Linked DNA regions of Mus musculus: regions 1 and 2 are each linked to region 3. The links are chromatin loops, found by intact Hi-C in ENCODE. Cell type or tissue: heart. All regions are shown on one strand. Links, peaks and the distances in the headings refer to the core of each region. The heading gives the core; the rest is flanking DNA. Region 1 holds the start of Ddx46 (DEAD box helicase 46). Region 2 holds the start of Caml (calcium modulating ligand). Region 3 holds the start of Fam193b (family with sequence similarity 193, member B).

What was found. Hi-C counts contacts between places; a loop is a spot of excess contacts. Peaks named below come from ENCODE experiments on the same cell type or tissue, not always from the same donor. Only the 100,000 strongest peaks of a DNase experiment are listed, where the experiment ranks them.
Region 1: it touches region 3 in a loop (5-fold over the local background); 1 of 42 quality-filtered maps calls a loop at or near these places.
Region 2: a loop joins it to region 3, with 5 times the contacts of the local background. A loop is called at or near these places in 1 of 42 quality-filtered maps.

Annotation. Positions count from the first base shown.
Region 1 is chr13:55,628,926-55,639,635 of GRCm38, reverse strand. It overlaps Caml (calcium modulating ligand), which reads right to left. Exons shown (of 4, transcript NM_007596.2): 4 at 7,220-7,827. The coding sequence ends at 7,636. It overlaps Ddx46 (DEAD box helicase 46), which reads right to left and starts at 4,637. Exons shown (of 23, transcript NM_001282055.1): 1 at 4,441-4,637; 2 at 1,422-1,610. The coding sequence starts at 4,457. In heart, for the core only: no CTCF peak of the experiment used is centred there; a DNase peak (open chromatin) is centred at 4,615; H3K4me3 peaks cover 1,789 bases; H3K27ac peaks cover 1,134 bases.
Region 2 is chr13:55,617,605-55,628,314 of GRCm38, reverse strand. Caml (calcium modulating ligand) reads right to left here and starts at 5,310. Exons shown (of 4, transcript NM_007596.2): 1 at 5,059-5,310; 2 at 3,144-3,604. The coding sequence starts at 5,224. In heart, for the core only: no CTCF peak of the experiment used is centred there; a DNase peak (open chromatin) is centred at 5,324; H3K4me3 peaks cover 2,715 bases; H3K27ac peaks cover 1,590 bases.
Region 3 is chr13:55,566,936-55,577,645 of GRCm38, reverse strand. Fam193b (family with sequence similarity 193, member B) reads left to right here and starts at 6,526. Exons shown (of 11, transcript NM_145382.4): 1 at 6,526-7,941. Gm31364 (a long non-coding RNA gene) reads right to left here and starts at 6,550. Exons shown (of 2, transcript XR_873486.2): 1 at 6,221-6,550; 2 at 3,171-3,910. In heart, for the core only: no CTCF peak of the experiment used is centred there; DNase peaks (open chromatin) are centred at 6,465, 6,835 and 7,675; H3K4me3 peaks cover 2,601 bases; H3K27ac peaks cover 2,289 bases.

The DNA.
Region 1 (10,710 bases), core at 1,201-9,200, 62 kb before region 3:
CCAGTTCCCACGAGAATCGAGGGAAATGGGAGGACACTAGTTCCCATAGTGACCTTAGCTAACACAGCAGGCTGTAACAGATACTTTAAATTTCAGGCAGTCTCCAGCTAGAGCTGCAGCTCAGCCCTGGTCACTGGCTGAGCTAATCAAACTCCTAATCTCAGCAAGGGGGAAGTGTTGCCGAGGGGAGGCCTGGGCCTTCATAAGGACACAGACAGACCTGGCTCAAAGATCAGAATCTTAAGACTAAGAGGTGACACTTCTCCCCTAGAGCTGCTAGTTACCACGTGACAGAGGGCAGACCCCCAACTCCCTGGATCCCAAGTTCCTCAACTAGACAATATGAAGAATTCACTATATAATCTCCAGTCTTGTTTCTGTTGTTGTTTTGAGTCTCACTGACTTGAACACAAGGGATCCACCTGCCTCTGACTTCCTAGCATTGGGATTAGAAACATGTGTAACCACACCCAGCCTCAAAATCCATGACCTAAAATTTGCAATTTTATTCTCACATAAAGTCAGAGATAAGCATATGGGGGGGGGGGGTGCGCACAGAGGCAGGATGGAGCTCTGTGAGTTCCAGGCCAGCCTAGTCTACAAATCAAGTTTCAGGACAGCCAGGGCTACACAGAGAAACCAGGGAGGGGGGTAGGGGGGGGGACTGGGGGGAGGGGACCGTGAATGTTACTTATTGAGTAACTGATTTACTTAACAAGCGCTTGACAGAACTGTGAGAGCTGTCTGAGGGACACATGACAGGAAGGTGAGCAAGCCTACACTCTAAACTGTCATGGGTAACTGCTTCTCTGGAGTGCCAGGTCCTAAGACCACAGCATTCTCACCTTCCAACATCCTAAGAAGACAAAGTCCTAGTTTAACACTGTCATGCGTTCTGTTTTTAAAGACATTTTCATGGAGAAAAGCTGTAACTATTGACATTGGTGTGAATAAATATGTAAGTAAATAGAAAATAGAAAAGTGGAGTGGTTTTCAGTTTAAATCTAAGAACAGTCATTAAATTAGCTTAAAACAGCAAGGAGAGCCCACAGAAACTCTGCCCTGTTTCTTCCCAGTGTCTGCTTTAGTGGCCACTCTTCACACAAGGGTCAGCCCTCTTGGGCAGAATCAAATAAAATCTGCACGAGCAGAGCATATTATCTTACTTTTATCTCTCTCAGGGACTTCAAGGTTCTCTCTGGATTACAGAAAACACAATCTAAAGTTTCCAAGCTTAAAGATACCGTTTAAGACTCTCTTTATAGACAAGTCCTGTGCTTAATCAAACAATGGTTAAAAAAAAAAATAGCAGGAGGCCCACAAACGGGCCACTAATTTCCAAACTAGAACACAGCTTTGGAGAAGCCCAATTTATCCGGGAAGGCCCAGTATCACTGGTTCTGCAGAACTGGACGTCTTACCTCAGGCGCTTCCTGTCCCTTGACCGAGATCTTCTCTTGTCCCTACTCCGAGACCTCTCTCTCCTCCGGTCTCTGTCTCTGCTCCGAGAGCGTCTGTCATCCCCACGTTTGCTTCTTTTGTCAGAGGGTGAGCGACTCCTCGATCGACTTCCAGAACGACCTCGAGATGCTGAGCGTTTTCGGTAGTGGCTACAACAGTATCAAATCCAAGATCAAACTTAGCATCTGTATAGTCCTGACTGTCCTGGAACTCACTCTGTAGACCAGAGTGGCCTTAAACTCAGAAATCCACCTGCCTCTGCCTCCCGAGTGCTAGGATTAAAGGCATGCGTCACCACTGCCCGGCTGTCTATTTCTATGTTTAAAAAAAACTCACAGAAAAGATACAGCCAAGATGAAGTGACATTTTAGAAACCACAGAAGGAAACATAAGCAGGAGCCATGCAGACAGGCAGGGGCCCTTCCAGGCGAAAGGCACATGGGCAAACTCATGGGAAGGAGTCCAGACCGGCACATGAAGGAAAAGTGGCAAGAAGACAGTTACACAAACTAGTCAGTGGGCCAGGGGTGGGGGCCATGCCTCAATCCCAGCACTCAGGAGACAGAAGCAAGCGCATCTCTGAGATCACAGCAGTCTAGTCTACACAGTGAGACTCTGTTTCAAAGAAAAGATGAGAGAAGTGGAAAGAGAAGAGGAGAGAAGTGGGGAGGGGAGGGGAGGGGAGGGGAGGGGAGGGGAGGGGGGGAGGAAAGGAGAGAAGAACTCAAGAGAGCACCACGAGACAAGATCAGAGAAATAGCAAAATACTTAGATATGGAGAACCTCACCGGGTCTTACAATGACTGTCTTTTACTCCGAGTAAGATAAAAAGCTATAGGGCCACATATGGCAGCAGCCCCCTGTAGTGTTATTAAGGTGTCTAAGCTACTGAGGAAAGATCACTATGTCAATCAGGCTAAGATCAGTATGTTCTCATCTCTAAATAAATATTTTAATTAATTTATGTGTATATGTATATGTATATACCTGAGGACAAATGTGTGTGTGTGTGTGTGTGTGTGTGTGCGCGCGCGCGCACTCGTGGAACTGGAGTTACAGACAGCTGTGAGCCACGTGGATGCTAGGAATTGAACCTGGATCCTCTGGAGCAAACCCAGGGCTTTGAACCACTGAGCCACCTCTCCAGCCCCATGAGTAAATATTCTTACAATAAATAACAAAAAAGGAAAAAGTTACCGGAAGATGTTTAAGCATGACTATTTTTAAAGTTATCACTCAAGAATCAGGTATGCAATGCCAGCACTCAGGGGTGGAGGCAGTGCCTCTGGCAGTTGGAAGCGCAGCTTGTATCTATAAAAACGAAAGTATTGTCTTGTTGCTGAGCACAGAACAGATCAAACGGAGGAGGCAACAGGAGGAGAGAAACCATGAGACTGAAGCAAGCATCCGGCTTCAGAGAAGCCCCGCTTAGGTCAGAATAGCGAGAGTAGATGCTGAGAAATACCAAGATCTCCAGTGGAGATAAAACATAGAAGCCCAAAACACTAGCACTGACTCATCTTAATTATGAATTAAATACCAAGTATGAGGGCAAGAGAGAAGGGCTGGGTGTCTCCACATGGGACCAGAATAAGCAGGAAAGGGAGGCTGTGCTGAGGGGAGAGGCCATGGTCGTCCAGCCCATGTTCCGAATGTGTGAGGCCCTGACATCAGCTCATAGCAGCCTTCCTCGCCATCACTGAAGGCTGCCATTACTAGGAATCAACAATCCATTCGCTTTCTGAGCCTTCTCAGGATCTACCTAGAAAGCTCCAGATGAGCGGAAGCCAGGCACCACAGGAAGTCAACTGTACGCAGGTAAATGGGTGAAAAGGACCTTCTGCGAAAGGTCTGGGGAGTCTGAATTTCCTCTTGAAAGTAACAGGATCCAACAGATACTAAGTCAAAAAATGGCAAGGTCTTATTGTTATTTTGATTCCAGCAATACAAATATAATAATTATAACAGCAAGATCAAGAAAGGTAATTCAGGCCGGGTGTGGTGGCGCACGCCTTTAATCCCAGCACTCAGGAGGCAGAGGCAGGCAGATTTCTGAATTCGAGGCCAGCCTAGTCTACAAAGTAAGTTCCAGAACAGCCAGGGCTATACAGAGAAACCCTGTCTCGGACCCCCCACCCCCCCAAAAAAAGAACCATGGTCACTGGCAATACACCCTTTATACGGAAGATGCTACAGGTTTTTTTGGTTTGCAAAAATTTCAAGCTGCTCCACTCACACTTGGCTTGTTTCCCTGAACCTAAGTTTTAACCCAGTACGCCAAGTTTTCATTCTCCCTACACAGTGAACCACAGTACCTTTCAGACTGGCTACATACATACCAGTCATCTCATCTTTCAAGATGATGATTATAATAATAGTAGTAGTAGTAATAATATCATCATCATCTACCTCAAGGTCCTAATCCGTTATTAAAACCTAAAGTTTTGAAGACACCGTAAGGTGCCCGCGTGAAAGGTTTCACAAAGAAGCAGGCAACATAGTAACAAAATGTATCCGCGGAATAAATGGCCATGGAACAGGTGTTTTTGTTGTAACCCAATAAAAGCCGGTCCTGCACATATAGCAGGTGCGTAAAAAAGGCCTGCATACGCTCCTTCTAAATGACTTAGGCAGAGAGGCCCACGTGCGCACGAAAGTAACCCAGAGTGGAGGCAAACAATGTTGTGAAGACGAAGAGGAACGGGAGTGAACCGGCTCTGGGTTGACCCGGGGGATGAGGCGGGAGGCTCCGTGATGGGCGGGGTGGGGTCAGGGGGACTGTTCCCGCTCAGGGCTCGACCGGTGGTCGCAAGCTCACGGCAATCGGCTGCCCTGCATGCCAGCTGCGCCTCGTCACAGCCCGGGTGACCGGGTCCTCAGCAGCCACACGCGCGGCCACCCGCACTCTACCCGCAGCGCCGCTCCCTCCACCCGCTCGCTCCCCTCCGAGCCCAAGAAGCCGCTCGCCCGCGGACTCACCGAGACTCCCGGCCCATGCTGCCGGCCAGCAGAAGGCCTGCGCCCTCGGGGACGATGCGCAGGCCTATGAAGAGGACAAAGGAGGGAGGCAGCAAGCTCTCACGGTACCGAGCGAGGACCGGTCCTACGAAATGGACAGAGCTCCAGCAGTGACCGCCATCAGAGCGTGGCCAACGAAAACAGGATGTGCTGGTGCCGGGGTGCGGAAGGAAGGAGCGGGCGGAAGGAAGCGGCTGCTTCTCCAGAGCGCCACCAACCGACTGGAGGCCGCGCGGCGCGGGCTGCGCCGGCAGCAACAACTTACTTTTCTAGCGCAACCCGCAGCCCTTTTTGGCGCTATGGAGTGTGCCATCAGCCAGGTCAGCCTTGCAAAGGGTCTTCGCTGCAGACCACCGAGGAACCTAATGCAGCCTGCGGCTCTCCCAGGGAGTGTGTCTGTTTGCCTTAATCTGCATTAACTAATGCTCCTGTCTCCTTATATGCTCCGTACTGAGTCACTTATGTGTATGCCAGATCCTGACAACTAATAGTAGTGATGTGTCTTCGACACAAGGAGCATCATACTGAAGAGGAAAGACTCTTCAATATGAGATGTGAAGACTTAGAATCTACAGAACAGAGATAAACTGCACTAAGGATTATAATAGTTCTTAACACTGGGAAGCTTTCGGGGCAGGGGGGAATACATGATCCGTTCAACCGCTCAGGAAATGGGGCCCAAAGGCACCAGACAAAAAGCACGGGCCTCCCTCTTGCTCTGGCTCTTTGTCTGGATCACTCCATTTCTGCTTATTATCTTTATATTCACATTTTGACCTGTCCTTTAAGTGTTTTACTTACCGAACTTACCCCTATACTGGAACAAAGAAGCCCTCCCAAAGGATTTCCTATGCCTACAAACACCTCAAATGACCAATCAGATTAAAGACAACCTGGCCTTGGTAGAACAAAGCAAAGCAAGAGCAAATAGATTCCCTACCTACAGAGGTCCTCCAAGACTGCAAAAGACTAACTTCATGACTGCAAAAAATGGAGGCGTCTATGCCTTCCTAGGAAAAGGATGTTTTCATGAAAACCAATTAGGCCTAATAAAGGGAACCACTGAGCAACTATTTTAAAACAAACTCAAAACCAGAAAAGGAACAGACAATGCATTCTAGAAGAACACCTGGATGCCTGGGGCCATGCATCACACCATTGGCAGGTGCGGTCATTGGTTTTTGGTTGGCTGGTTGGTTGGTTGGTTGGTTGGTTTTCTGAGACAGGGTTTCTCTGTGTAGCCCTGGCTGTCCTGGAACTCACTCTGTAGACCAGGCTGGCCTCGAACTCAGAAATCCATCTGCCTCTGCCTCCCAAGTGCTGGGATTAAAGTCATGCGTCACTACTGCCTGGCCTATTTTTGTTTGTTTGTTTGTTTGTTTTCTTTGTTTATTGAGACAGGCTTTCTCTGTGTAGCCCTGGCTGTCCTGGAACTCACTCTGTAGACCAGAATTTTGGTTTCTTTTTTTTTTTTTTTTTTTTTCTTTTTTTCAAGACAGGGTTTCTCTGTAGCCCTGGCTATCCTGGAACTCACTCTGTAGACCAGGTTGGCCTCGAACTCAAAAATCCACCTGCCTCTGCCTCCCAAGTGCTGGGATTAAAAGTGTGTGCCACCACTGCCCAGCCAAATTTAACATTTCTGTTCGAGTTTGGTTTTAAAAGATACTCTGCATAGCTAAAAAGATTTCTCAGAGGTAAAGAGCCCTTGTTGCTCCTGCGGAAGATCTGGGTTCGATTCCCATTACAGACACGGTGGTTCAGAACCATTCATAACTCTAATTCCAGGGGCTCCAATGCTCTCTTCTTACCTCCCTAAGCACCAAGCACACATATGGTATAAATACATACAGGCAGGCAAAACACACAAGATAAAATGAATAAATCTAATAGGAACAATCTTAAAAGACATGTAGCTCAATGTCAGACCACCAAGCTGGTGTGCACAAGGCCTGAGTTTGGTTGCAGCACAGAAAGTCAAGGCAAAAGACAAAGACACACTTGTGAGAATGTACAAGAGAAAATTCCCAACTATGACTGTGACTAGAGAAGCACATTTTTGGTAGAGCTGGAGAGGCAGGTACACAGTTAAGAGCAATTGCTGTCTGCTCTTGCAGAGGACTTTTGATTCAGTTCCCAGTCCCCACAGGGCCGCTCGCAACTGTTTACAACTCCAGGGGATTCATCTGACTCCCTCTTCAGGCCTCTGCAAGTACCAGACATGCACAAGGTACACAGGCAAACATGCAGGCAGGACACGCAGACACATCAAATAAAACTAAATCTAAACAAAAAAGAGATGAATACAAGATGCATAGAATATAAACCTTTAAAAAAATGCATAGGGCTGGAGAGATGGCTTAGTGGGTAAGAGCACTGACTGCTCTTCCGAAGGTTCTGAGTTCAAATCCCAGCAACCACATGGTGGCTCACAACCATCTGTAATGAGATCTGATGCCCTCTTCTGGGGTATCTGAAGACAGATAGTGTACTTACCTATAATAAATAAATAAATCTTTAAAAAATAACGTATAAATACTTGGGTAACTGCCCACCCCTCAAACGTCAGCGTTAGTGCTAGGCAGGCATCCTGTCTCCAAGCTCCACTACGGCCCACGGGTACAAACTGTAACCACGTCTCCCTTTAAATATGTACGTGTACATCGACTCAAGAAACGATACATCTAGCTACCTCTTTCAGGCTTTGTGTTCAAATTTTTAAAAATAAAATGTACAGACTTCTATTAGTCAATCTAATTCCATTCGCTTTTATTTTGAGGATGGTTTCATTTCTCAGGAAGGAATGACAGAAATACAAAGTGCAGTCTTTTAGGCAGGCTGAGACCTGTCTATCTAGTCGCCTAAAAGGACTAGCCTGGGCCTACAAGAGGGATTACAAATCTCAGACATTAGAGGAAAAGTGGAAGATTGGACTTCTAATTAAACAAGAGAAATCGTTAGTGCTGTTCGTTAACCTAGTTGGTTACTCAGACCAGTACTGATACAAAGTCAACCCTTTTAAATCAGGGAAACGATTACATTGGATTTCTGTAAAGCCAAAGATTTTGATGAAGGTATAAACCAAGTTGCCCCTTTTAGAGACTCTGCAGTGTAAAAGAGAAGTTGTTGTCATTTGTAAACTTCTAAGTTCCTCGGGTTTCAGGGTACTTCAGGACCCCAGTAATCAAGCAGTTCATGACAGAAAATGAAGGTGAAGAAGTAGACGCAGAGGTCCGTGAAGACCTCGCCCATCTTGCTGTAGGTGTCCATGGACCGGTTGATCACCTCAGCGGGAATCCCAGACAGCAACAGCGCAGCTGTCAGCACCGTCGTCTTCACCTTCTTCTCGCCCTGTACAGATGAAAGGGAAGTTAATCGTTTGCTCTCAGCAGACTACGCCTGCGCTCTACAGACAGGACAGATGCCGTCTCTCCTCAGTTGTCAAAACTGCTAATGAACTGTCAGAACAATAACATGACAACACTTACTGGGCACAATAGGTAAATCCGAGGATTATTAGGCAATAGGAGACATCAGGATGCCCAGCAAAATTGTTTTATAACTATGTCATTTTGCCTAGCCAAGATGCAGCACATCTTTAATCCCAGCACTTGGGAGGTAGAAACAGGCAGATCTCTGTGAGTTCAAAGCCAGTCTGGGATCATAGTGAGTTCTAGGACAGCCAGGGCCCTGTAGAAAGTCCCTAATTAATTAACTGTGTCATTTTGGAAACAAGACATAGTAACAACTTTTGAGATACACAATGACAACAGGGTAAAAAAAATGAGAAAAAATAAAACTGGATATGAGGCTATGAATGAAATGATAGTGTGTAACATAGGGATCCAAATGGCACAGAGACTGCACTGGTGTCTTATGTAAACAAAGCACAGGGAAGGGATCTGGCAGTTCTGATGTCCAGTATATCACCACATACAGAAACATATAGGGAAGGGTTTCAGAGGAGAGAGAAAAGAAGCTTTCAGAGATGAGTAGCGTCCTGTCAGAGCAGCAGAGAATGATATCATATGCTGAGTCTCACATATGAGATCCCACATATGTGATATCCCACATATATCTCATATGAGATCCCACACTGGCTTCAAGTTTGCTACACGTCGAAGACTTACTGACCCTTCTACCTCCCCTTCCCAATGGCTGGATTCATAGGCTCTAAGCACGATGCTCAGATCCACAAGATGCTAGGTTCAGATTCAGAGCCTCACTCCTGCTAGAGTGCTATCCCCTGACACTAGGCTTTTTTTCTTTTAAGTTTTCAAGACAGGGTTTCTCTGTATAGTCCTGGCTGTCCTGGAACTCAAAGATCTGCGTGCCTCTCGGCCTTGGAGTACTGGGATTAAAGGTGTGCGCCACCACCACTAGTCTTGTTTTTGTAAAATTATCTTTAGTTTATGTGTATGGGTGTTAGCCTACATGTATGTTCACATACCACATGCATGCCTGGTGCCTGCAGAACCAGAAGAGGCCATCAGATGCCCTGGCACTGGTGTGATAGAAGCTTAACCACTGAGTTGTCTCTCCAGCCTCAGATTCAGTTTTTTTTTTTTTGTTTTGTTTTGTTTTTTTAAGGTTTATTTATTATTATTATATATAAGTACACTGTAGGTGTCTTCAGACACACCAAAAGAGGGTGTCAGATCTCAATACAGATGGTTGTGAGCCACCATGTGGTTGCTGGGATTTGAACTCAGGACCTTCGGAAGAACAGTCAGTGCTCTTACCCGCTGAGCTATCTCTCCAGCCCCCAGATTCAGTTTTTTAATGGAATTCAAAGGTGATCTCTAAAATTTATTTATTTAGTATCACTAAATAGCTACTGGTAACTCAGCAACTTTAAATATATAAAAAGCTATATAGTTAACCAAGAGCAATGAAAGCTTATGTCCACATAAAGACTCATACTAGGATATTCTTGCCGGATGCGGGTGGCATATTCCTTTAATAACAGCACTTGGGAGGCAAAGGCAGGGGAATTTCTAGGTTCTAGGCTAGCCTGGTCTGTAGAGTAAGTTCTAGGACAACTAGGACTACACAAAGAAACTGTATCAAAACAACCAAATAAACAAGATTCCCTATCAACAGGGTTCCTGGCTAACATGGAACTCCTTCTGTAGACCAGGCTGGCCTCAAACTCAAAGATCCACCTGCTTGTGGCTCTCAACTGTTAGGATTAAAACATGGACCACCACCACCTGGCAAATAAATAAACTTAAAAAAAGAGAAGAGGGCTGGAGAGATGGCTCAGTGGTTAAGAGCACTGACTGCTCTTCCAGAGGTCCTGAGTTCAATTCCCAGCAACCACATGGTGGCTCACAACCATCTGTAATGGGATCTGATGCCCTCTTCTGGTGTGTCTGAAAACAGCTACGGTGTACTCATATATATGAAATAAATCTTTAAAAAAAAAAAAGAGAGAAGGAAGATCTACTGCAGTTGTGGATGGTAGAGTGAGAGCTGAAGAAACCATATGTAGATGTTTCTTCAAGAAAAACAAGAGACTTGGACTATGAAAGCTCACTTTGGGTTAGATATTCCTCACTTGGGGCTTCGAGGGGAGAAAATACAGGTTCACAGGCTGATGAGGTTAATAGGTTTTGATTTCTTTTGTTTTGTTTTTTTTCCTTTTTTGTGTGTGTGCTGAGGGTTGGACACAGCACCATGCTCTGTGTCCTCTCCTTCTGAGTACATGTTCAGCCCTGGGCACAAGCAACTGTCATCGTGCCAGGAGAGGACATCAGGCTCTCTGGAGCTAGGATTATAGGTACTTGTAAGCCGCCAGTGTGCCTACTGGGACTGAATCAGGTCCTCTACAAGAGCAGTAAAGGCTCATAAACACTGGGCTATCTCTGTAACCCCGGGCTGGACAGCATGTTACTGTTTGTCTGTCTGTCTGTCTGTCTGTCTGTCTGTATGTCTGTATTTATTCTCCTGTAGCACTAACTCAGATCAGTGTAACTGTTTCCCTTAAGGTTTGTTTGGTTTTTTTTTTTTTTTAGTTTTTTTTCAATTAAAAATTATTTATTTGTATTTTTTAATTCTGTGTATCTGTGTAGGCATGCATACATGAGTGCAGGTACCCACAGTGGCCAAAGAAGTTAGGTCCCACTGTAGCTGTAGCTGGAGTTACAGGTAACTGTTAACCCCCTGACGTGGGAGCTAGGCATCGAACTTGGGTCCTCTAGAGCAGAATGTATTCTTAAGCACCGAGGCACC
Region 2 (10,710 bases), core at 1,093-9,092, 51 kb before region 3:
TTTTTATGAGACAGAATCTTATTATGTAGAGCAGCAGTTCTCAACATGTGGGCTGCAAGCCCTTTGAGGTTCAAATGATCCTTTCATAGGGGGCACCTAAGACCTTCAGGAAACATATTTACATTACAACTCATAACAGCATCAAAACTGCAGTTATGAAGTAGCAATGAAAATAATTTCATGGTTGGGGGTCACCACAACATGAGGAACTGTATTAAAGGGTCCAGCAGGAAGGTGGAGAACCATGACTATAGAGGCTGGCCTTGAACTCATGATTCTGCTACCTCAGACTTCAGAGTCCTAGAAGTGCCCTAAAGAGCCCAGCCCAAAGCTTACCTTTTTTTTTTGGTTTTTCAAGACAGGGTTTCTCTGTGTAGCCCTGGCTGTCCTGGAACTCGCTCTGTATACCAGGCTGGCCTCGAACTCAGAAATCCGCCCGCCTCTGCCTCCCAAGTGCTGGGACTAAAGGTGTGCGCCACCAAGCCCGGCTCCAAAGCTTACCTTCTTTGGTAACATTAAGTGGTACAGTAACGGGCTGGTGAGATGGCTCAGTGGGTAAGAGCACCCAACTGTTCTTCCGAAGGTCCAGAGTTCAAATCCCAGCAACCACATGGTGGCTCACAGCCATCTGTAACAAGATCTGACGCCCTCTTCTGGAGTGTCTGAAGACAGCTACAGTGTACTTACATATAATAAATAAATAAATCTTAAAAAAAAAATATCCAGGTTTCTCTTGAGACATCTTTGACCTATGTGACATTTAGAAATAAATTCAAAAAAAAAAAAAAAAAAAAAAAAGTGGTACAGTAACATCTCTCTCCCCTGGAGGAGACTGACAAATGACTAAAAGTCTGCATAAACCCAGCTTCCGAGGGAAGCCACAGATCCCTCTGACAACAACAACCTGGCTTTCTTGAAACAGAGTAGGGTGGGGGCCTGAGAGATGACTCAGCGAGTAAGAGCACTGGCTGCTCTTTCAAAGTACCCAGGTTCAAATCCCAGCACCCACATGGCAGTTCACAACTGTCTGTAATTCCAGTTCCAGAGGATTTTACACCCTCACACAGACATACAAGAACACCAATGTAAATTAAAAAAAAAAAAAAAAAGCTTGGCAGCTTGATATCTCATTTTCAACAAAAGGAAAAAGATCAATATGGCACTTATTCTACATAATTATTACTAAGATGTAAAAGGTCATCAAAGGGGCAAAGGAACAAACATTGTCCTGTGGCAGAGGCAAGAAACAAACAACTGAATATCTGATATGAGTAAAACCCGAAAACCAAAACAACAAAAATCCTTACGTAGAAATGAGGCACTGGGCCTGGATAGATGGCACAGTGGGAAAGAACACTTCTTGCTCTTGCAAAAGAACCGGGTTCAATTCCCAGTGCCCACATGGCAGCTCACAACCACCTATAACTCTAGTTCCACAGAGCTCTGTCACCCTCTTCTGACCGGGAAGGTACTCTGCACACACGAGTATACATACATATATGTAAGCAAAACAATCACACAAATACAATAAACAAATCTTTGTTTTTAAAAAAAAAAAAAACAAAGCCGAGAGTGGTGGCGCACGCCTTTGATCCCAGCACTCGGGAGGCAAAGGCAGGCGGATTTCTGAGTTCAAGGCCAGCCTGCTCTACAGAGTGAGTTCTAGGACAGCCAGGGCTACACAGAGAAACCCTGTCTCAAAAAACAAAAAACAAAACAAAACAAAACAAAACAAAAACCAGGCATAGCTTTTGAATCATGACAGCACAGAGCCCTTAAATAAGAGCAGCTCTTGGCTCGCAGACTAAAATCATCTGGCCTCTGTTATGGTGAGAATTTATCATCAGAGAGACAATCAAATCTGTTGAACAGATTCTATTTAAGAAAATATTTGCATAAAATCAGAGGTTTTGTTATTGTTGTTATATTGTTTTGCTTTGTCTTTGAGACAGGGTTTCTCTGTGAAGCCCTGGCTGTCCTGGAACTTGCTCTGTAGACCAGGCTGGCCTTGAATTCGGAGCTCTGCTTGCCTCTGCCTCCCAAGCGCTGTGATTAAAGGCATGAGCTACTATGCCTGGCTGCATAAAGCACATTTTAAAACTTGTTTTGCCTTACGATGTTTTGTACATACCCAATATACAGTAAGCATTCTTAAAATGACTATTGAATGGTCCTACTTCAAATCAAGACATTGGGAGGCTGGAGCAGTGGCTGGTTGGGTAACAGTGTTTGAGTTCAGTTCCCAGCACCCCCATGGTCGCTCACAGCTGCCTGCGATTCCAGTTCCAGAGGATCTGACACCTTTTTGTTTGGTTGGTTGTTTTGTTTTTTTGTTTTTTGTTTTTTTTTTCGAGACAGGGTTTCTCTGTGTATCTCTGGCTGTACTGGAACTCACTCTGTAGACCAGGCTGGCCTCGAACTCAGAAATCCACCTGCCTCTGTCTCCCAAGTGCTGGGATTAATGCGCCACCACCGCCTGGCCTGACACCCTCTTCTGATCTCAGGAGGCACCAGGCATGCACATGGTACACATACATACATGTAGGCAAAACACAAAAATAAACTAATAATAGATCTTTTGAAAAAAGCTCTCACCAAGACACTGAACTGTAACTGTGTCTTTCTGCGCTCTTCTACGTCCCATCAGGAACTGTCGTTATGAGGCTACTACATTACATACTGCAGAAACCCTTTCTGAACTATAGACAATGCCAATCTACACTGAACCACAAGGAGTACATTTCAATGCCTCAAACTACTTGGAAAACTACTAGCTAATACAGAGTATATATAAGCATCTGGACTTCCGGTTCTGGGATGAAACTGCCTGTATTTCACCCCACCTGTCAGCGGCTGTGTAAGAGAATTCATCTGAGTCCTTGTGGGTTCAAGCAGCATATAGTGCATAAAGATGGAATTTAAATCAATGAATAAAAGACAAGCATATAAAGTGGTACCTGGCATGTAGACAGATGTTAGTTATTACCATAAATAGGCTCTCATTCTCTAACTGGGATAATAACAGAATTTATACTACACTTTCAAACAGCCTGATGATAGATCTGGTAATGCTGGCAAGAAATCCCTATCACGACAACTCAACTTGCATTCTTCTAGTTAATAACTGGAAGCTCTTGTCTTACCAAATATTTGCAAACAAAGGCTCTGACGCCAAGAGCGAGCAGAGCGCACCCCACCAATCGAAATATTCGAAAAGAGTCAAACTCTTCCGCGGTACTTCCATCTTCCTGGCTGGGTTTCTCGCTGATCAGCTGTTTGCGCAACTTCATCGCTTCTTCGAATCTGGAAAGGTACTGTTCTAGGCCGTGGTGAGAAGCCCTCTGGGCCGGGTCTGCTGTCAGGTCACCTCTGGTCCGCTGCCGGAGCTCAGCTCCATCCTTACTACTGCACTCTGGTGCTTTAATGAATGAGTCCAGTTTGTCTCCCAGCTGGGTTCCCCTGACTTCTGCCACACCACCGAGCTGGTCAGCTCCTCCTCCATCGACTGAATCACCAAGCACTACCCTCTTTGAAACTGAAGGGATGCTGAGGGAGTTCAGTTTGTCACTGTCCTGTGGCTTTGATTTTGTTTGATTTTCTTCTTCTGAGGGGGGAAAAAATAAAGCCTTGTGTATTACATATTCACAAACACCTTAAACACTCCCACTGCTGCTAGAACTTGGTCTCTGAATCCAGACAAATACTGATGCAGAAAACAAAGCCAGCTCCTTCGTCTTCACCTTCAAAATACAACGCCGCAAAACTAGCACTCTGGCAGAGGGGAGTTCAAACAATGAGGACAGAAACTACCAAAGTTAGCACGGGATGTCCCAAGGAATAAAGAATAGCTCTTTCACAGACAAAATACTCAAGAGGTGTGCCTCAGTTTCTTTCACTAGCTAATACTGATAAAAATACAAAATCATTGAAGTCTTTCAAGGTTTCTATTTTACAGTTGCATTTCTAACTGTGAGCACAGGGTGTGGCGCCGCCTGTACCCACTGTTGCTGTTCCCGGGCAGCTATGAGCAGGCACTTTTAGGATGCTGTTCTAGCTTTTAAAGAGAGAACTCTAAAAATGATAAAATTTTTCAAGCAAAAGAACAGAATAAGAAAGGGACTTGAGAAAGACAAACACCAACACTTTAAGAATATCTTCAGAATGATCACTACAAAAAAAATATTTTCTGTACTGTTTCAGATGATTTTGAAAGTGGTAGCCATATCTCTCATTTATATTGTCTAGAAGTTCAGAACTATATCTCTAACGCCTCAGAGAAATTCTTGAGTTCTACCAAGCTCACAAAGAGCAACTAAAAAGCCAATTACTAAAGGAAACACCCAAATCGAAACTTAGAGAGGCCAAGCATAGTAGAATTCAATTGTGTCCACAAGAAAACAGTGTCCTGGACACAAGGTTGCATGAAAGATGAATTTTCTTAGGGCAAATGCAGTTATTGAAACGTGATGTATGTATGGTAATGAAAGGAAATCTCTGCAGGGACATCACATCTTTCGGGAGGACCTGTGTGACAGGTGATAATTTTGAAAGCAATGAGCATAGCCACCAAGATAGGGAAATAGGGTCTCTAATCCACAACGGACGGACCAGCCAACAGTTGAGTAATGACTGATGTGGTGGACGAGAGTTACGAAGCAAAAGGCAAAAGCTATGTCATGGGGAGTAACTGGGAATAAAGGCATCTGGAGCTTATAGGAAAATCTCCCTGGGAGGTCTGGGGATAAAATGCACAGCCTTCAAGAAAGGCGAGTAATCAGGAACATAGGGGTTGTCTCAGATAACCGTACACAGAGACTCAGGAACGAAGGCTTTGTAGCCAGGGTGGAGACGACCTCCGGGCAAGGATCCAAGAAAATAGGAAGCAACAAGGAGCGTCCTGGGGTTAAGCGACAATATAATATGGGTCGTCACCTAGGGAGCGGTGACAGAGTTCGGTCAGAATGCATTTTGGGGACAAAATGTTTACGAGCTGGAGTGGGCAGAAGGAGCTTGAAGACTCAAAGAGGTGGGCGGGAGACGGGAAACCGAAGCTCTCACCCGAGCCGCTCCCGGGCCTGTGAAAGCCCATGATCCGGTTGATGCGTTGCTCGGAGTTCATGAGCAGCTTTCTCCTCCGCAGCTCCGCTCGCCGCTGAGAAGCCGACAGGCCCGACGGCGTCGCGGGTCTTTCCCCGCCGTCCGTGGCCGCAGGCACCGGCTCCATGCTTTCTCTACGGTCTAGATCAGGCTGACGGTAAAGGCAAGGATGACTTATGGCAGGGCCGCAGAGTTCGCTCCCACTCCCACTGTAATCCCGCCCTCTAAGGGGCGGGAACTGAAGCGTGAGCATGCGCTAATCGGCTGCGCCAGGCTCTGCCGCCATGTTCAGTGAGGGCAAGCCCAGTTCAAGGGTTCCCTCTTCCTAAGTTGGCTCGCAGTGCTCAGGTTTCTCGCCACCAGGTTACCTCACAGCTGCTCTCGAAGATGAAGAGACGGATGCCCTCCTGATGAGTGAAATGACAGTGAGGAGCAGGTCCATTTTATTCTCTGCCAGGAAGCAAAATGGAGGTTGCAGCGGCGGGAGCTTTTTACCAGCCAACGCGTCTCTGCTCCTTGGATACGTAATTGCGGGTGCGACGCTCTCCGGGAGCGTGGCCCTGGGATTTGGTGGCTGTGGTGATCCTAGTTCTTTACTGAAAATGTCTGGACAACAAACGAAGGAGCCTCAATCCACTATCCAGTCCCAGGCCGTCCACTTCTCTATGGAGCTGCAGAAAGAGCTCTCTCTCCTTCTTACTAATCCGGGAGTCACACTGCGGACTCTGGCTACACCTAACAGCCTTGCCTCGGTAGCCAGAGAGCTCACGTTAGGAACAGACAACGGGCCTGGGCTCGGTTGTATACTCTTCGTTTGTTTTTGTTTTTCGAGACAGAGTTTCTCTGTATAGCCCTGGCTGTCCTGGAACTCACTCTGTAGACCAGGCTGGCCTCGAACTCAGAAATCCGCCTGCCTCTGCCTCCCGAGTACTGGAATTAAAGGCGTGCGCCACCACCGCTCGGCGGTATTATTATATATTACAAAGGATCCTGCAGTCTGAACCAGCTTGTTCATTCTGAGTTCTCTCCCCAGCTCAAGTGGTGGCGTGCTGAAGGAATGCGAAGAGTTAAAACCGTTCAATACTAGCCAGATTTAGTATTTCGGGAAGTGCAAGCTTGAGCAGTTAAAATTAACTGTTTCATTCCCTGCGAAGCCGCCCATTTGACATGGCGTGTGCCAGCTGTTGGGCTTTTCAGATCAGACCTGGTACGTCTTTGGTGAAGCAGCAGCTGAGGAGACACCCCAGAGCTCACCATAGCCCATGAAAAACCCAAGGAAGGGGTCAGGCCTGAGCACAGTGATCATATTAAGGTTAGAGGCAATAAACTAATGAAAGCCATCATATGCGGCAGTGTTTGTCAGCAAGGCAGATCAGGTTCCCATTTGATGGGCAACCAAGCAATGAAACACACCCACCCAGTACGAAATGGAAGCTCAAGATGCAATTGATGCATTCCATCAGTAGACAAGTGGCTCCAGAATTTTGTTCTACACCAACAGATTATCAACTAGTGGTAATTAGCCTGGTATGATGGTGCATGCCTTTAATCTAAGCAATGAGGAGAAAGAGGCAGGTGATTCTCTGTGGGTTTGATGATAGCTTCGTCTACACAATCAGTACAGCCAGAGCTACACACTGAGACCCTGTCTCAAGAAAGAAGAAAGAAAGAAAGAAAGAAAGAAAGAAAGAAAGAAGGGAGGGAGGGAGGGAGGGAGGGAGGAAGGAAGGAAGGAAGGAAGGAAGGAAGGAAGGAAGGAAGGAAGGAAGGAAGGAAACAAAAAACTGCTGTCTGCCTCACTTTATCCTGACTTCCGGTGCACAGCTGTCTCTCCTCTTACGTCATTCCTTCTGTTTGGACAGAGAGTAACTGGTGCATGGGTATGTCCACCAGCTTTACAAACACCTAAATGGCCAATGTTGCTGTCTTAGTCACTTTTCTATTGCTGTGAAGAGACACCATGACCAAGGCAACTCTTATAAAAGAAAGCTTTTACTTAGGGCTTGCTTGGAGTTTTGGAGGGTTATCAGTCCGTGATCATCATGTTGGAAAGTACAGTATAACACAAGGTTCTGAAACAGTAACTGACCTTATATCCTGATCTGCAAGCCATGAGAAAGAGAAAGAGACTCAGCCTGCTGTGAGTTATTGAAATTTCAAACCCCATCTCTGAGTGACACACTCCCAACAAGGCTACACTCTTTATCCTTCTCAATACCATTCCTTAAATATGAGTTTACACATGCATACATACATACATACATACATACATACATAATTATAAATGGTTTTGAGCTAACATGATGTGGGTGTTTGGGACTGACCTCCAGTCCCCTGAAAGAGCAACAAATGCTCTTTACCACCAAGTCATCCCTCTTCATACAGTCTCCTCATTCAGTTCTCTCTCTCTCTCTCTCTCTCTCTCTCTCTCTCTCTCTCTCTCTTCTCTTGACTGTTCCTCTCTAAATAACCATGGCTGTCCTGGAACTATGTAGACCAAGCAAATTATTTTCTTCTCAACAACAGAAAAATACACCCCCCCCCAACAAAAAAAGCCAACATAAAACCCCTTCTATGCCTTGTTTAATTAGAGAATTTTTTTTTGTTTTATCGGAGTTTGGAGGTGTCACTTGTCAGGGGTTAAGACAGAATCTCACTCAGCAGCTTTGGCTGGCATGGGACTCACTATGTACCAGACTGGCTTCAAACTCAGAGGCATCTTCCTGTTCCTGTGCTGAGTGCCTGGTATGTGTGGAGGCCAGAAGAGGGAGTCAGATCACCCGGAACTGTGGTTATAGACAGTGAGCCACCATGTGGGTGCTAAGAACAGGCCCTGGATCCTCTGTAAGAACAGCAAGTGCTCTGAAACACTGATCCATCTCTCCAGCCCCCAATTCTGTCTGTATTAAAAAATACTGAGCCATCTGGCAATGGTGGAGCATGCATTTAATCCCAGCACTTAGAAGGCAGAGAGGCAAGCAGATCTCTGAGTTCGAGACTAGCCTGATCTACAGAGCAGGTTCCAGGACAGCCAGGACTATATAAGAGAAACCCTCTTTCAAAAAACAAAACAAGGGGCTGGAGAGATGGCTCAGTGGTTAAGAGCACTGATTGCTCTTCCAGAGGTCCTGAATTCAATTTCCAGCAACCACATGGTGGCTCACAACCAACTGTAATGAGATCCGGTGCCCTCTTTCTGGTGTGTCTGAAGATAGCAACAATGTACTCACATATATTAAATAAATCTTAAAACAAAACAAAACAAAAACTAGGGAACTCTTTCTGAGAAACACATGCCAAGTTTCAAGGTCAGAGAGGAAACAACACAATGGAAGTGGTTATCTTGACCGTCACTGTCTTAAAAGTCTCACTCTCACAGGGGATCACCAGGGCCAAGAGGTGGGAGTGGGTGGGGGGGGTGGTTGTGGGAGGGTGTGGGGGACTTTTGGGATAGCATTGGAAATGTAAATGAAATAAATACCCAGTAATAAAATAATAATAATTTAAAAAAAAGTCTCACTCTCTGGTTTCAACTCGCAACTTTTGTGCTGAGTGTACTAGGGGCGGTGTTTGAGTCCAGCTCCTGTGATGATTTTCTCACAGGGTTTGCAAGTCCTGCAGACACTTCCTCTCAGGAGATAAATGCTCCCTTCCTGCCTGGCCTTTGAGTACTTAGAGAAGCAGTCCCTGCCAGCTTTCATGGCTTTTGCCTCTGTCTCTTCCTTATCTCACTTTGGGGGGGGGGGGAAGTAATGGCCTTACTTCACATCACTGCCAAAAGGCTGGAAAAAATAATTCAACAGATAGCCTGGCATGATGGTGCACATCTTTAATCCCAGAATTATGAGGCTGAAACAAGACACGTGAACCTCAAGTTCAAAGTCGGCTTGTGCTACATATTGAGATGAAGGCTAAGGGAAGTGAATGTATGAATTTCCCTGGGGAGATGTGAGCAGACACCTATTTAGTCAGATAAAGCACCAATAATTGACCAAAGAAATGACTGTACCCAATTCTAGCCTAGTGAGCCAGTGAACCCGTTGTGGTCACACACAGAGCATGGGTGACATCATCAGCCGCCTAAGCCCTGCGGCATGATATCAACTCATGGAAGCCCCGTTTTTGGATGCAGTGTGCACTATGAGAGGGAGTCTCCTGTCCCCAGTAGCTCTTACTGCTTCTACAACCTTGGAAAGGGTCCTTGTGACTCTTATCACACTCTTGAGCTTCCTGGGCCTGTGAGTTTCCAGAGCTTTTCTCATCTTCAAGGAAAGCTCCAATTGGAAAGAAATAGCTACAAAACATGAAGACCCCAACAGTCAAAATACAGCCCTTATGCCTTTCTCCCTAGAGCCCGCCCTGTCCAGGATGTTGTCTAAGACTCAACAAAGGACACAATGGCAACCTAGAGATGTTAGTTCTACTCTAGCTACTTTGCTGTGCAAGTCTTTACCTATCAGGTTTACAGGAACCCCAGTCCCCCCAAATGCTGGCACCCATTTCCATCTACCAAAGGTGTGGTTGGGATATGAGGGAGAGAACAGCCAGAGACATCTGGTGGATCCCAGAACAGAGAGATGACGTAGTCAATTGAATATGGCCAGCAGACTGGACCAGGCCATGAGCAGAAAGGGGTAGGTTGGGCAAGAAAGGAAGACAAGGAAAGTGAGAGGCAGGAGAGGAGGCCAAGAGAGGAAGACAAAGGAAAGGGAGCATGGTCTTAACGCGGAGCTCTGAGGGAGGGAACCTGAGAGCTGAAGTTTTGGGTAGGTGGTGAGAAGAGCTACAGGTAGTGGTGGTACTGAGCGGGTCTGGAGGCCAGCACTTCCGCATGCTAATAAGCAGCACAGCCTCTTTTTCCTTTTTTTTTTCTTTGTTTTTTTTTGTTTGTTTGTTTGTTTTGTTTTGTTTTGTTTTGTTTTTGAGACAGGGTTTCTCTGTGTAGCCCTGGCTGCCCTGGAACTCACTCTTTAGACCAGGCTGGCCTCAAACTCAGAAATTTGCCTGCCTCTGCCTCCTGAGTGCTGGGATTAAAGGCGTGTGCCACCACGCCCGGCTCGCATCACAGCCTCTTGTCCTGAGTTTCTTCTGGACTTCAAGCACCTGCTAAGAACCACTGAGGCACACCAGTAGATCTTAAATTGTATTCAAATTTGTTCTTGTTGGACATAATTCCTTTTCTTTTTACTTAAAATTATATAAGTGTATGGGTGTTTAGCCTGCCTGAATTAGTGCCCTCGAAGGCTAGAAATGGGGGGTAAGATCCCTGGAAATGAACTGTCATCAACAGGAATTGAAGCCAAGTCTTCTAGAAGAGCAACCAGTACACTTAACCACTCAACTAGCTTTCCAGCATCCTGGTTCATTTTCTTAACACAGTTTGATTTTTCTAGAGTTTAAATCTTACTCCTAACTTCCTTTTGTCAATAGAAAATCACCTCCCATACAGGGACTGACTTGAAATACTTGGTCAGACCCAATTTCCTAGAGACATCCAATGCCACACTGTCCCCTCTGCCATGTCCAGGGTCTAGACAATACACAGTTCTTCCTCTGCATATATGTCTGCATGAGGGTATTGGGTCCCCTGGAACTGGAGTTACAGACAGTTGT
Region 3 (10,710 bases), core at 1,618-9,617:
ATTAAGTAATTTGTTTCAAACGATACAATGAGATTCCAAGATGATTAACAGCTGAAGCAGAGAGACAGAGTTAACTCTGGTAGAACAGAGACTACAAGATGCATGTGTGGGTTGCAAATGGTCTTGTGTGCCACGTATTCAGATGCTGAGTTCTGCTCCCACCCCCCAAAATCAGGTTGCAGTCTGAACATTGGCATTGTATTGACCAGTGTGCTATAAAGAATGTTCCCCAATAATCTCTGATTGGATAATAAAAGGCTGGAGACTCTGGGCAGGAGAGAGGAAGGCAGGACTTGAGATTGAGTAGGGGGGTCTCAGCTAGGCACCACAAGGAGAAGGAGAAAGAGGAGAAAGAAAGAAGTGTTGTGCCATGAAACATTTGTGAACCCCCAAGAGACCACTGAGGAGCCCATTCCAATACAATCACATTAGGGTCTCTATATCCAAGCTCAAGCTTGGACCACACTACTGTTTCTGACACAGGAGAATGGGAAAGGGCCTCGAGCCCAGTTTCAGGTAAATATTTATAGAGACGAGAAGGGGATTTCTGTCTTAGTTAGGATTTTACTGCTGAGAACAGACATCATGACCACGGAAACTTTTTTTTTTTTTTTTTTTTTTTTTTTTTTTTTTGGTTTTTCGAGACAGGGTTTCTCTGTATAACTCTGGCTGTTCTGAACTCACTTTGTAGACCAGGCTGGCCTTGAACTCAGAAATCTGCCTGCCTCTGCCTCCCGAGTGCTGGGATTAAAGGCGTGTGCCACCACACCCGGCTTGACCACGGAAACTCTTATAAAGGACAATATTTAGTTGGGGCTGGCTTACAGGTTCAGAGGTTCAGTCCATTATCACCAAGGTGGGAACATGGCAGCATCCATGCAGGTATGGTACAGTGGGAGCTGAGAGTTCTACATCTTCATCTAAAGGCTTCTTGAAGAAGACTGGCTTCCAGGCAGCTAGAATCAGGGTCTTAAATCCCATACCCACAGTGGCACACCCACTCCAAAAAGGCTACACCTACTTGAACAGGATCACACCTTCTAATAGTGCCATTTCTTGGGCTGAGCATATATAAACCTTTGTTGGTTGGTTGGTATCAGTTTTGCTATGATGGAAAATAAAAGGCTATCAGAATTAAAATAAAAAGGCTAGTCAGGCAGTGGTGGCACATGCCTTTAATCCCAGAACTTGGGAGGCAGGGGCAGATGGATTTCTGAGTTCGAAACCAGCCTGGTCTACAGAGTGAGTTCCAGGACAGCCCGGTATATACAGGGACACCCTGTCTCGAAAAAAACAATAAACAAACAAACAAACAAACAAACAAATATGGTGGCTCTTGTCAAAATGACAGCACCAGGACAGACCCTTAGTCTGTAGCCATTGTTTGAGCTGTCCACGGTGGTTCATCACCTTTCTCCCTTCAGCTGAAGCTGCCCTCAAGAGCTATTTATGTTAGCAGAACCCTTCCCTCCTCAGCTTACTGTAGTCGTGAGGAGCTGTCCATGGTGGTGACACCTTCTTTCCTGTCTCAACCTACAACATAGGAGCTGTCCTCAATGGCATCAGCGCCTCCTCTCCAGTCTCCCCAAGCAGCCCCACAGAGCGTTGCACAAAAATCCATCAATCCTTGAGCAGGAGAGTCCACCAATCCCTGAACAGGAATTCCCACCAGTCCCTGAGCTTCGCAAGCTCAGGACTTGAAGTCCCACCAATCTTCAACCTGGAAATCTCTACTCTGAGTAGCTCTGCCCCCTAAGAAGTACTATATAAGCCCCGCCCTTTGTTTAATTTTCTGCTGTTTGTTCCCGGGAACAAAGGGCAACCACCCTTGGATTTGACCCTCCATACCTTGGACCCTCCCAACAAATCTCTTTCATGAGATTTGCTGCCTGGTGTGACTCTCTTATTGCAAGAAGCCAAGAAGCAATGAAGAGAAGAAGCAAGCAGCAAGGAAGAGGAGGAGGATGGCTGAGGCTCCTGAGCTCAGCTGGGGATCCCCTCTCTTGAGAGCTTCAATGCCTCTGCTGCGGAGGCTTACTCTCAGAGTATGGTTCCTGAGCTCCTGTGTCTCATGATACCTTTCCTTTGGGACTCTGTCCCATCTCAGAGCCATGTGGTTCTTGGGCTCTCTGTGTTTTACCTTCCAGCAGAGCAGAAACATTTGGGACAGCAAAGGATGTCTACATGGACCACACTGTTCTAGAAGACCTGCTAATCTGTTTCAACAACACGAAACTGGAGTTCTTCTCAGGACCAAATTATCAAAAAGCTCTGTCACTTCCCTCCATGGTACAAAGCACAAAGGGCTTCCTGCATAGGATAATAGGCAAGTACTGTGTAATGGGTTAGGGACTTTTCTATGCCCTCCTTTGCCCAAAACAATGACACAGAGACCTGGTATACTTATTATATACTTCTGAGCACTATAGCTGGGCAGATACTGATTTATTCTAACCCAAATATGCTTCCCTGGACTTCTCAATCACCTCCTGTAATTCTGAGCTTTTAGCATTTAATCACAATTTTACTTGACCCAAAGTTTGGCTGTGTTCATATGTCTTCTGTGGCTGTGTTATGGCTTCCGCTTTTAGCTCAGACCTTGCACTGTCATTGGCTTGGTCTCTGTCTCGTTTATGACTTCCATGTGTAACCAGGATATGAGTCTTCTTAGATCCTGACCCCTGCTCCCCTCTCTGGGAAGTTGATCTTGACATCTCCTCAGCCCAGCATATGTCAGGTGGGCATGAAAAGGGCCAGCACATGCTCACATTTCAGGACTCTGTTGCTGTCTCCCAACCCCTTTGACCACCCCACTCTCCATCTGTGGGTTGAAGAACTGTTTTTCCCCCCAAGCATTTAATTAATTGATTATATATATATATATATATATATATATATATACACTGTAGCTGTCTTTATAGGGACTCAAATACCATTACAGATGGTTGTGGGCCATGTGGTTGCTGGGAATTGAACTCAGGACCTCTGGAAGAGCAGTCTGTGCTTTTACTGGCTGAGTCATCCCTCCAACCCCAGTGGGGCTTCTTAAATGAGCCTCTCTGTGTTTTTTCCTCCGCTGTCTTTTTTTTTTCTCTCTGCAGCTAGCCACACCTGACCTCCTGAGAAACTGTGTTGCTAAGCAACCGTTTTTTTGGTTGTTTTTTTCTTTCTTTTTTTTTTTTACCAGCTGCTCTTACGACTTTTTTCTCTCTTAAAGGAACAGAACTAAGAAACTGCTCTGTATCCTGAGCACACTCGTTTCTCTTCTCATCCAAACTTTAAGTTTGGATTTCTGTCTCAGATTTTTTGTAAGTACTTTCCCGACATCCAGTGCCAAATATAACTGCACTGCCTCTCACCTGGGACTTTTCTAAGCTTGCATTCCATGCCCCATGTTGGGCGCCATATACCCTTAAGAGTTTTTGTTTTTGTTTTTTCCCAAGCTTTGTTCCCAGAAACGATGACTCTGAAACTTCTTTTATATAGATCAATAACTTTCACTTGGTTCCCTGACTTGCTCATATCTCAATAGTCCAGTTTATTCTATTCTAGAGCCACATGGTTGTTTACCTGCTTCTCAGATTTATGTGTCTGTCTCCTCAGAATTTGGGTGAATCTCTCATGTACCTGATTCATTTCCAGAATTCTTTCTCTCCCATGCAGGTGTGTTACCTTTGAATTCTGCCTCAGCTAACTGGCAAAAGGCTTTTCTATTGACAGGTGAATATTTATACACAGTGCACAATGACCTTATCCCTACAACTTCCCCACTACATGGCATTACCTACCATGTTGGTCTGACTCTGACACCTCCTCCATCTGATTCCTCATGTTGAGTCCTCATGTGGTCAACTGAGACCTTCCCTCTTTTAGGGTACGGAAGTCCCGCCTTATTCTCTTCTGTCCAGTTCTTTAATGACCAATCAGAAAATAATGGAGGGCAGTGTTTTACAAAATACCAAATCAGGAAATGCTTCATAATAATGCCAATACCAATTCTGGACTACATTTGGATCTCTGGGTACAGAATTCATCACTTAAATACACAGTGCTCAAAAACATCCTCAATATTGCCCCTTTTTAGTCTAGAAAAGGACTTTCTCTTAGATTAGTAAGGTATATATAATAAGAACAGTTATGGAAGCTATCAGGTAAAATTACTGTTGCTAACTGTTTCTAATGCTTTGTCTTATTTAGACTCTCACAAGCATTGTTTCCAGACACTGAGGGTCCATAGCTGGCTTTGATCAAGAATTGCCGTGCTGGGCGTGGTGGCACACGCCTTTAATCCCAGCACTCGGGAGGCAGAGGCAGGCAGATTTCTGAGTTCAAGACCAGCCTGGTCTACAAAGTGAGTTCCAGGACAGCTAGGGTTATACAGAGAAACCCTGTCTTGAAAAAAATCAAAACAAAAAACCAAAAAAAAAAAAACAAAAACAAAACCCAAAAAATAAAAATTAATCATTGGCTGGAGAGATGGCTCAGCAGTTAAGAGCACTGACTGCTCTTCCAGAAGTCCTGAGTTCAATTCCCAGCAACCACATGATGGCTCATAACCATCTGTAATGGGATCCGATGCCCTCTTCTGGTGTGTCTGAAGACAGCTACAATGTACTCATATACATAAAATAAATCCTAAAAATAAATTAAAGTCAGGGTTTCTATTTCTACACAAAACATCATGACCAAGAAGCAAGTTGGGGAGGAAAGGGTTTATTCAACTTATACTTCCACATTGCTGTTTTTCACCAAAGGATGTCAGGACTGGAACTCAAGCAGGTCAGGAAGCAGGAACTGATGCAGAGGCCATGGAGGGGTGCTGCTTACTGGCTTGCTCTTTTATAGAACCCAAAACTACCAGGCCTGGCATGGCACCACCCACAGTGGGCCCTTTCACCCTAGATCACTAATTGAGAAAATGTCTTACAGCTGGATCTCATGGAGGCATTTCCTCACCTGAAGCTCCTTTCTCTGTGATAACTCCAGCTTGTGTCAAGTTGACACACAAGTACACGTATGCGCGCGCGCGCGTACACACACACACACACACACACACACACACACACACACACACAGAAATGTTGGGCCTGAGGTCACACAAATAATGAGGCACAGGCCGCCACAATCCAAAGTCAAACAAAAGCAGCTTTTATTCACCAAGGGAAACTCTCACCAAGAGATCTAGCTGGACTAGAGATGCAGTTAGGCTCGGGAGCTGAAGCAATGAGCCCAAGAAGTGGGCTCACAGGCCTTTTAAAGCAGAAAACCACAACCAGGTATGAAGTGGAAGATTAGGGTGAGGGTCTAGGCAACCTTTACCATGGTTGGTTGTGGTTAGGGGGCTTTCCAGAGGTCCTGGTTCCTGATTGGTCTGTGGTGGCCCCTAGGTATTCCAGGGAAAGAAGGGTGGCAACTGTTTCAGGATCTTGGAGAAAAGGCCAGATGTTCCTCCCCTTCCCTGAGTGGTAGACTCTAGAACATTTGTGGTTTTTCTTGGAATTGGGGCCATGCAAAACGGAGGACAGACTTCAAGATGGAGCAAGTTAGGCCAAAGAAGTTTAACCCAGTCCCACCGACACACACACATACACACACATACCTATTAAAACAATAAGATAAATAGAGCAATTTTTAAAAATTGATTTACTTCTTGGTAGTCAAAGTTTCAGATTTTGTTCTGATTGATGTTATCAATATAAATTCCACGTGTAACTACTAAAAAGTTCCAGTTTCACTCGACAAGGCATAAGACAGCATTGGAAACTTAAAAAAAAAATACATATATTTTTTTGTTCCATGTGCCTGAATTTTTCTCCCCCTGTGGGAAGAAAATGGGTGGAGATGACATATTAACAACTAAAATGCTGAGCTATTAAAACATTTCTAATTTTGCTTTGTGGGTTAAAGACCTCTCTCGCACATACCACTTAAAAAAAAAAAAAAACATTGCCAGAGTATGTGCTTTAATCATTTCATCCTTGTCACGCCGATCCTATTATCTATTTAAGTGACCCCCTTCCCCATCAGCCTCAAGAACGACCTGAGTCTGGGTCCTGCAGTTCTGAGCACAGAACGTGGGGCTCCCAGTAAACGACAAGTAAAGACCTGCCTATTCTTTCGCCTCAGGCTGACCACAGGTGTGGTGGGATGATATCTAGGAATCTATGGTAGGCATTTTGCAGCCAGTGCTTGTCCATTGCAAAATGGGAATAATTCGTACCTGTTTCCAAGTGATTTAGGGAGGAGCCAAGAGATGAGCGTGAAAAGTTCGCAGCAAAAAGATTAGTAACTCACTCATTATTTAATGGATAATTAAGCTCCTAGGCCCGCTATTACAGAGCCCAATGTGTTTCTCCAGCCGATCGCAGCCTTTCGGACTAGTGCTTAGGACAGGATCTCGCCCGGGGCTGGTCTCCTGCGAAGCCCAGCGAGGTGGCCTTATTAAAAATGGCGCTGGCGGCTTCCGTGGCGACTGCGGCGGCGCGGACTGAGTGTGCCCTCTGACCTGTTGGCAGCAGGCGGGGAGGGGCGCCGGGCGCCGCCATATTGGCTGTTGTCCTGTGAGGGGAGCGGCGGCGGCGGCGGCGGCGGCGGCGGCGGCGGCGGCGGCGGAGGCGCGAGAGGAGCCAGCGAGCGGGGGAGCGGCGCAAGAGGCAGCATGACTCGGAGGCGGAGCAGGCCAAGCGGCGGCGCGGGCCGGCGGGAGCGGGCGCGGGCCGCGGGGCTGCAGAAGCCCCAGGCGCCCGAGCCGCAGCCGCCGCCGCCGAGCCTGGAAGCGGGAGCCGGTGCAGGGCCCCCGGAGGTGCCCGCCGAGCTGGATTGCGACGGTCCCCGAGAGGAAGAAGAGCCCAAGCTGGCTCCAGGCCCTCAGGTAGGATCGAGCAAAACGACTCCGACTGCCGGGCTGCTTACACCTCCCCAGAGCGGGAGCGGGAGTGGGGCGGGAGTGGGCATGGACCATACTGTGGGTCTGGGACCAAATCCCAAGTCCGGGGCAGATGCTTTCAACCCGCTTGCCGGGAGTGGAAGCTGGACCCCTCTCCAAAGCCAAAGCTCAGCCAACCCTCTTGCGACCCTTGTAAAGCTACCCGTTCAGGCCCTGCTCCGGAGCTAAATCTTCTGACCATTTATGCTCTCTGGGACTCGCTCAGGTCCCGAGACCACCGCTTAGTTCTCTGCCCTCCACTTCCCTTTGGAGCCACCTGATTCCCCCCTATCCCCTAGCCCCTAAAAGACCATCATCTCAGGGCGCTGGAACCTGCAAGGCTGCAGCCTCTGTGCGCCCCTCCACCCCCGCCCCCAGCAGCTTCATCCCTTCCCCTGCACGGTCTGCAGCCGCTACCCTCAACAGCTGTACCTCTCTGCATCTGCCTTCCGGGACCTCTCTCCTTTCCCTACCCAGCAGAACAGTTGGCGGCCCCAAAGACTGTTAGAATAACTCCACTAAAGAGGAAACCCTTGTTCTCCTCCTATCTCCTGTCCCATAAGGAGCCCCCACTCCCACCTCCAACCCCCGCCAGTCCACTAGTTTGGTGAATCCTGCGAGACTAAGAGTATTTGGGAGGATTCTCGGAAGCTTCCAGCTTGCCACCTGGAAGGTCACTTTCTTTTGAGCAAAAAGGAGCAAACAGGAGAGGCGGGGGTGGCGTGGGCCACAGTTGCTCAGGGAGGGTTGTGGCACCCGGGGCTGGGTGGCTCACCCTAAGCTTGCTCTGACAAAAGAGTTTTGAGTTGGTTTTTTGGCTGAGCCTGCCAAGGAAGGCAGGCCCCTGCAGGAGTCTTGGAGGGTCGGATGCAGCGCCCGGATGAGGACGAGGCGTGGCGGAAGATGCGTTTGGCTCTGCAGACACTGCATCGGGCAGCAGGGGACTCTGGGAGGCTGGTGCAGCCTGAAGGCATGGCTCTTGACAGCCTTCTAGTAGAATCTCTGGAATTGTGCATGTGAGTGGGGATGCCATTTGGGGTACCATTCCTGGAACGCTTTCCCTGACCTCCCCAGTTAAACCAAGTGCCCCCTCTGTGCCCACCACCCTCTTTGCTTCCCTTCAATGGCACCACTCCTTCTGTGATGAAACTTGTTGATGTGTCTGTCCCAAGCACTGAACAGTGAACACCACGGGCTGGGAGGATGCCCTTCGTGGGCTCCTCCACGCCTGTCCCAGGCTTTGCCTTTATGGAGAAGTAACTAGGTGAAGGAGGGGAAGGTTGAATCAGGCTAGAACCTGCACTTATTGTAACCTACTTTTGATGCTGGTCTCCTTTGTGTCTCGTATCACGGTGAGAGGATTTTTAATTAATGAAAGTATCTCAACTTCTTGGATGTCAGAAGCATACCCAACATCCCGCTCTGCAGCCTAGGCTGTCACAGGTTGCCCTGTGCTCCTGCTGGGTCTCCATTTCAACCAGACATTGCTTCCCCTTCTTACCTGTTTTGACCACCCCCCATCCCCGCCCCCAAAGAGTGTTGTTATCTAGAAGAGAACCATGCAGCTAGCTGTCTGTTTTCCTCTTTCTTTCCCATTCAGACATACAGTGCTCTAGAGCCCCTGTCACATAGAGAGCCCAGAAAGTTTGGATGGTGTCTTAACTGTCCAGTTTCATTGAAATGCAGTTGTCCCAAATTTGAACCTTCATTAGTACCTCTGATCCAGGTTTTTATAGATTCTTGTCTATAAAGAAAGACCTAGGATGGTTAGCATACCTTACTTTTATTTTGTTATTTTTAAAGATTTATTTATTTTATGTATATGAGTACACTGTAGCTGTCTTCAGGCACACCAGAAGAGGGCATCGGATCCCATTACAAGTGGTTGTGAGCCACCATGTGGTTGCTGGGAATTGAACTCAGGACCTCTGGAAGAGCAGTCAGTGCTCTTACCCGCTGAGCTATCTCTCCAGCCCGCATACCTTCCTCCTCCCCTTCCCACCTCCCCTGTGCTCTCCTCAGCACCTAGCACTGATTTGATGCATTAGCCAACTGATCTGGTTCTTTGTCTGCTTTTCCATGTACACTGTAGAGTGCAGGAGCTTTGTCAACTAGTCACCAGATCCCTGTCCTAGTGACTAACAGATATTAGTAAACAGACTAGAGGATATAACTACAATTACCCCGTTCTCAGATGGGAAAACAGAAACCCACAGCAATTAAACATTTACCCAAATGACTCCCACTTACAAACAAGAGGCAAAAAAACTCCAATCAAGTAAAAATTCACTCTTACACACACAAGGGAGCTGAAAGACCAGCTCTGATTGGACTCCGCTTTTTGCTAAGGGTAGAAATGAGAGTCAAGATACAGCTTTTTGTGCTCTGGTCAAAAGTTCTTGTTGTCAGGGTAGAGGCTGGACATTGCTCTGTCTACTGTCATATCTTTCTTAAGGATCTTGGTTTGTAACCCCCCTCACTTTTGTCTGGATGTAGAGTGAATATGAAAGGTAAAATTCAATGTTACCTGCTGAACCAAGTCTATGGGTGGCAAATAAGACTACATCCAGCCCACAGACTTATTCTAAGATCCAAAACCCATACACTGTTTTTTTTTTTTTTTTTTTTTTTTTTTTTTTTTTTCTTAACGTAAGTGGGTGTTTTGAAGCAACTGTGTGGCAGGGGGGCAGTAGTTTGTGCCTGTAATTCTATTCTAGCGCCTGGGAAGCTAAGGCAGGAGGATAGCCTTGAATTCAATGCTAGTCTGCACTATATAGCAAGTTACAGGCCAGCCTAGCCTACATCACCCATTTTGATAACTATAGGAAAAAGTGAAGCAGAGGATGTTTCATACCCATATCTGTGCCTCTTAGAATCCTGAAGCATTGCTCGTGCTGAACCCGCGTCTCTCTAAGTCATCCTGAGTGCTTGGGTGGCAGTGCTTCCTTAGGTAGCCTGGCTCCAGCTTGGTTCTCTGTAGCTCTTAGCTCACTCGTGTGACTTGGACACTTTCAGATACAATCTCTTAAGATTATTTGGGATCCCAAAAGGCCTTTCAGTTGTTCTAGCTCACTAAATCTGGTCTATCGCCCAAATCCTCCAACCCTTTTACTTGGAGATAAAGCTTAAATAGGTACTGTTCTATTAGCAAAGGATGGTGGAAAGGCGGAGGCAGGTCAGCTCACAGACCTTCAGAGCAGTCCAAGGAGGCCGTGAGAACAGCCTGACAGACTTGAATTTAACTCCCCCCTCCCCACCTCCCGCTTTGTGTCTCAGAGCTGCTTTCTTTCCCTATTTGAGCCTTGTCAACAAGAGAATGTGAAAGCAGCCTAGGATGGTGGCAGGACCTGTGTAGTGTGCCCAAAGCCAGCCTTACCTACTACTTGTACCAGCTGATTTTGGTCCTAACCATTCAGCTCGCAGCCTGTGTGCGTGCTTAGAACCCAGGAGGCATGCTAAGGAGCCTGGGCTTCTTGGCGGTGAGCTCATCCTGCCCTTCCCCTCCCGTCTCTCCAGCATCTCCTGGGACAGTCCAGTTTAGTGTGAAGGGCCTCCAGAGACCTGGTTCTTGCAGTGCTAAGAGGAAATCTGTTCCCTTGAGGAACTGGCTGAGGTGATCAGTCAGTACGGTTATTGAAACCATTTCATTATGTTTAATTCACTCAGCAAGCTTCAAAATGATCTCTGTAACCAGGGCCTTTGTTTTCGATACACAGAAGGTCCAGGTGGTTCCTATCCTCAGACCTTCTCCTGCCGCCTCGAGCCTGCACCACGGTCATGGCCAG